Linked DNA regions of Homo sapiens: region 1 is linked to region 2. Evidence: read pairs that join two places in POLR2A ChIA-PET (ENCODE). Cell type or tissue: A673. All regions are shown on one strand. Each heading gives the region's core, and the rest is flanking DNA. Links, peaks and the distances in the headings are about the cores only.

What was found. Peaks named below come from ENCODE experiments on the same cell type or tissue, not always from the same donor. Only the 100,000 strongest peaks of a DNase experiment are listed, where the experiment ranks them.
Region 1: POLR2A ChIA-PET joins it to region 2 with 6 read pairs; 4 of 35 experiments call an interaction of 5 or more read pairs at or near these places.

What each region holds. Positions count from the first base shown.
Region 1 is chr13:97,135,378-97,138,295 of GRCh38, forward strand. It overlaps LOC124903197 (a long non-coding RNA gene), which reads right to left. Exons shown (of 3, transcript XR_007063844.1): 3 at 1,658-1,698. Among named protein-coding and RNA genes, the nearest start is that of LINC00456, 43 kb to the right of the region's middle. In A673, for the core only: no CTCF peak of the experiment used is centred there; a DNase peak (open chromatin) is centred at 1,284.
Region 2 is chr13:97,313,354-97,316,271 of GRCh38, forward strand. The region is part of intron 2 of MBNL2 (muscleblind like splicing regulator 2); the gene reads left to right. Among named protein-coding and RNA genes, the nearest start is that of MBNL2, 92 kb to the left of the region's middle. In A673, for the core only: no CTCF peak of the experiment used is centred there; no DNase peak of the experiment used is centred there.

The sequences.
Region 1 (2,918 bases), core at 320-2,819, 180 kb before region 2:
GAGGATAGCTACCTCATATTGTGGTTGAGAGAAGCCAGTGAAATAACATAGGGAAAGAAATCCCTGGCACATAGTAAGCATTCAATTAATGAAAGAAATCATAGAATCCTTCATTTCATGTTAATGACCATTTCTGTTCATTCCCGCAAGAAACAGCTGAGCACCTTCCGTGAGCCCAGAACTGTGCTTAGGTGATGGAGAGAGATCAATAAATAAAATGATCATGTTCCTATGGACTGTACAGGCTAGTGGCTATTAAGGCTTCCAGGAGTCTGCAGAATGTGTGATCAGAAGCCCTAAAAGCGACCAAAATAGTTAGTGATTTTTATTAAAAAAATTGAAGGAAACCACTCACAATGAATCATTATTTTAAAAAAGCCTTTTCATTGGTAGTGTGTGCCAGCGTACCTGTAAGCATTCATGTTGAGAGTGGCATAGGACTCCCAGCCACTGGTTTCCCCCACTATCCCCTGCTCCATGCAATGCTGTTAAAAGTGGAAATGGGGGCTGCCTCTGCAAAACAGGTGACCAGATGGTGCTGTTTTGACGAGTTGGTAATGAGATGAAGACGGATGCCTTCCCAATATGCTGGAGGTGGAGAGAGGGGCTGATCACCTTCAGTGTCCTCTTTCTCTCTGCCAAGCCCTTCACCCTCCCCACACGCATTCTTCATGCTTTTCAGAGATGGGGGAAATGTCTCATGATTCAAGTGCCTTCTAAAGCTCCTGGGAGACATTCACCTAAGGCTGGTAACTAAGGTTGGTAATGTCATAAGTGCCTAATAAATATCTGCTGACTTGTATCTCATTCTTTCGAGAGCTATATCCTATAGAACCTGCCCCAAATGAAGGAGATCAGCCTCCTGACAAGCTGCACTGAAAGTTAAAAGTGGAACTCAGGAAAATTATCTTAAAGCTGCAGTGTGAATGTTTATTTGGTTGTTTTGCTCAAACGTGGGCTTTCTGAAGAGTTCAGTGCTTTTCTCTCTCCCTTTTGTGGGTGGCTCAATGAAATGGAAAAGCTTCAACTTTAATTCCTATCAGAGTAAAACTGTAAGTGGTAGAAGTTATTGACTTTCCCTTTTATGGAATAAAAAGTGCCTTGATTATTGAAATGCAATACCACATTATGAAAGTCCCAAAGGAACAGGAGGTTTCTTGTTTGAGAGGCACGCACTGAGCCAGGAAGTCTAGTGCCAGTCATTGCAGAGGAGAAGGAGAGCATCCCATTGCCTGCCAAACCCCCTAAGCACCCTGCAGTGGGCACTCCCACATTTCTCCCTGGCATTTGGCATCCTAGGCTGTCTGAGCTGAGGAGTCGTTCCATTGATGTTGGTGTGTGCCATACGTCACCCATAGGCCTGCTGAATACAGAAAGTATTCCCCAAGGAGATTAAAGGAAAAGAGAGAGCTTCAGGCCCCTAGAATCCCCATGGTGGAAAAGAGCAAGAGGCAATTCTGCATCTGGGAAGCCCCCAGCCCCATGTCATTAAAGAAGAGACAGTTTTCCATTCTAGCTGTTCTTGCACCTATTTCTGACCCATACTTGCTGTGTAAGTCTGTTTTCACACTGCTGTAAGATACTACCCAAGACTGGGTAATTGATAAAGGAAAGAGGTTCAATAGACTCACAGTTTCACATGGCTGGGGAGGCATCAGGAAACTTGCAATCGTGGCAGAAGGGGAAGCAAGGCATGTCCTACATGGAGGCAGGAGAGAGTGAGAGCGAGTGAGCAGGGGGAACACCAGACACTTATCAAACCAGAATCTCATGAGAACTCCCTCACTATCATGAGTACAGCATGGGGGAAACCACCGCCCCACCCCCCACCCCCGTGATCCAATCACCTTCTACTGGGTCCCTCCCTCAACACCTGTGGATTACAATTGGAGATGAGGTTTGAATGGAGACACAGAGCCAAGCCATATCACTTGGATCAGGTCAGATTGGGGGAATTTCTGACCAAAACTCCTGACTTCCATACAATGACTGATTCTAATGGGTTTCCCTCACTCCAGACTTTCCCAAGACATCTCTTGTGAGAGTTTAATGGGAAAATAGGCACCAGCAAATGACTGCTGAATGCCTTGCTGGATTTAGCAATAGTAGCAACCTCTATATGGTGATCTTTTCCTGTGTGCCTGGCACTGTGCTAAGAACTTTACATACCGTTATTTGCCAAGGAGCCAGACTAGGAAAGTCTCCTTAATGTGCAGTTACTGGTGAGAAGACAAGGTCCAGTGATGTTACATTAGGTACCCAGGAGCACACAGCCAGAAAAGACGACAGTTGGAGTGTGAATCCTGGTCTCCTGATTCTAGAGTCTCAACTCTTAGCTACCATACTACATGACGCTACAAGTCTAAAAAAAGTCTCCAAAAATGTTGGCTTTCATCCCTCCATTTCCCATAAAATGTCCACTCCTTTGTGTTCTCTTTTCTGCTTTATGCCCTCTGTCTGAGTCTGTTCAGGCTGCTCTAACAAAAACATCATAGACTGGGTGGCTTACAAGCAGAAACTTATTTCTCACAGTTCTGGAGTCTGGGATGTTGAAGATCAAGGCATCGGCAGATTTGGTGTCTGGTGAGGGCCCACTTCCTGGTTCCTAAATAGCTATCCTTTCTCTGTGTCCTCATATATGGGAAGAGGCCAGGAAAGTCTCTGGGACCTCTTATCAAGGCATTAATCCTACCTCCATGACCTAATCACCTTCCAAAGGCCCCTCCTCCAAATACCGTCATGTTGGAGGTTAGGTTTCAACATGGAAATTTTTTATTTTTTATTTTTGAGACAGATTCTCATTCTGTCACCCAGGCTGGAGTGCAGTGGTGCAATCTCAGCTCACTGCAACCTTTGCCTCCCAGGTTCAAGCATTTCTCATGCCTCAGCCTCCTGAGTAACTGGTATTACAGGTGTGC
Region 2 (2,918 bases), core at 136-2,635:
TCTTCTCACAACACATAGGACCCACTGCTGCACAGAAGGAACTTGAATTCTAATCAGCCAATGTTTTATTTGTGGGACATCCCATCAAATTTTTTAAAAAAGATCTTATTGAACAGAAGAGGGAAATGGAATTTGAGGATGACTTGACATTGTGAGATTAAATGGGGTTGGCAGAAGTTTGACCAGGACTTTTCCCTGCTCTGCTGGAGAGACTGTCTCTCCTCTTGGTGCCCTTCTTGGAGGAGCATTTTCAGCCTGCTGCCTAAACAGCTGTTGATGGATAGCTTTCTCCCTGCAGCACTGCTCCAAAAGCTGGTAGCAGAGATGGCTGATCTATTCCCAGCTGTCTGGATTTTAAGGCTGAGCTGTAGGCTTCAGGGATAGCCACACACATTCTTTCAAGGTCTGAGGCAGGCACACTGGAAATAGTGTGGCCCACTACACCTGGGCTTCTTACATGTAAGCCCTTTATGCTCTCCCAGGCTCTGACCTGCTCTGTGATCACAAGGGCAGTCCTAAATGGAGATCTGTATGAGATCAGCAGTATTTAGCAATTGGGAGTTTGACATAATGCACTTTCTCATAATTTATTAAAGTTGCTAATACATTTAAAAAATATGTGAAGAACATGGAAACCTCTCAGTAATATGTTCTAGTGCATTAACCCTCCATTGATTTTGCATCTCAATCAGAGTAAAAGCCAAAGACCTTATGATGACCAGTAAGGGTCACCATCTGGTCACCTCACTCTCCCCACCTCTCCAATCTTAAGTTACTGCTCTTACCCTCACTCACTCTGCTCTAGCCACACTGACCTGGTTGCTATTCCCAGAATATTCTAGGCATGCTCCTGCCTCAGGACCATTGCATTTCCTCACTCCTCTCCCCAGAAGCTATCAGACCTGCTGCCTGCCCCCTTAACACCTCAAATGGCATCCTCCCTTTGAGATCTTCTTTGTTCATCCTATGAAAACTTGTAAAGTTTTCTGCACACACACTTCCTGTCTCTCTCAGTTCTGTTTTTCTCTCTAGCACTTATCACCATCATCATATTCACTACATGTTGTATTTATTGATCTTGTTGAGTGTCTGCATTCACCCATTAAAATGTAAGCTCTATGAAGGCAGGGACTTTTGCCTGTTGTGCTCATTGTCTTGTCTCTAGTGCTGAGATCAGTGCTACACAGAGTACCATACATTAAATATGCACCGAATAAATGAACACTTATTTATCACTCAATCATGCAATGAATGGATGAATGATTGAAAACTGGTAGTCAATGCTGTCCAAGAACATGACTCTTGGGAGACTCTTGCCATGCTATTTTTTCTTCTTTGAGATAATCCGCAGCTCAGGCACTGAGGTCAACAACTCTAATGTTCAAGATCTTCCAAGTAGGAGGGAGGAGGTTGGATAAACAGAGTTTGAGTAAATTTGCCCTTGGCTTTTGAGAGAGCTAAGTGAGAATCCTGGCTTTCCCACCTCCTAGCTCTGTGACCACTGATAAACTATTCAACTTAGGTCAAGCTGTTCAACTCTGGCCTTAGCTCACTCAATATGTAAAATAGAATGATATGAAATTCAGGGATTTATAAGAATCAGGGTTGAAAACATTGGGCATATAGTAATATACTCTTATTAAAATGAAATGTATTTTCATATATATAAATAATTTGTATTAATTTGTAGAAGTTTGCTTATTGATAAAGCAGACAGTCATATATTTATTGACATTTTCATTTTAGGGGACACACCATATCTATATTTAAAATAGTATTTTTTGTCTTACTGGAAAAAAAGCCTCCTATGTATACTTTGATTAAATTATCACATGTATTTCTGTTATTTAAGGATCCTAAAATGAAAACAAATAGCTTCTAAAGCAGTTAAAATAATTATCAAGGTATATTTGTTCACTCCAGATCTCATCCCACAAGGTTTACAAGAGTCTTGGCTTTTGAAATCTGTGTCTTCCAAAAATTCATTTGTTAAGCAAGCACTGAGCACTTGCTCTCTTCCAGGCACCGGGCTCTACATTACTGGCTATTCCCAATGGCAGGAAAGAGCTTCTGCTCATGAGAAACTTACAAGATAGGCCCAAGATGGGATCTGACATCAATACTGATATTGATAATGGTTAATAGCAGGCATTAGGGGTTAAGTGCTGCCCCAGAGGTGCAGATTGTTACAGACATGCAGAGAAGGGGAAAGATGCTTTCTCAAGGAAGCTTGGAAGTGGTCAGAGAGTCATTCATGTGAGGGAAGGTCAGGGGACCAAAATAGAGGAATGGAAACAGCTTGAGCAAACTCATAGACGAGGAAGGAAGGCATAAGTCTTTGGATTTTCCCAACTCCAACTGACCTCAGCATGAAAAGAAAGCAGGGCTTGGACTGGAAAGGAAGCTCACTCTCTGGCAATGTGGAAGGCCTTGCTCATGGGTGAGGATGTGGAAGGCCTTGCTCGTGGGTGAGGATGTGGAAGGCCTTACTCGTGGGTGAGGATGTGGAAGGCCTTGCTCGTGGGTGAGGCAGTTGGATGCGATTCAGGAAAGAATGGGGGTTCTCTGAGGGTTCAGTGGAGGAGAGAGATACACTCATGGCCATAACCAAGGGTTTGTTCTCAATTTCTTTCATACGCCAATGACTTCCAGACCACACCTCTCTCCTGGACTCTAGATTCCTGGACCCAACAGCCTGCTTGGCACCTCTCTTTCAATGTCTTATAGGCATCTCAAACACCACTCCTGCTATTTCCCCCACATTTGCTTGAGCCGTGCTTTCTGCACCTCGACTGATGACAAAAATCCCCTTCCAGGGGCTCAGGCCCAAAACCTTAGAATCATCCTGACTGGTCCCTTTTCCACTTCACATTCAGTGTGTCAGGAAATCCTATTGGCTCCACCTTCCTCCACTGCCA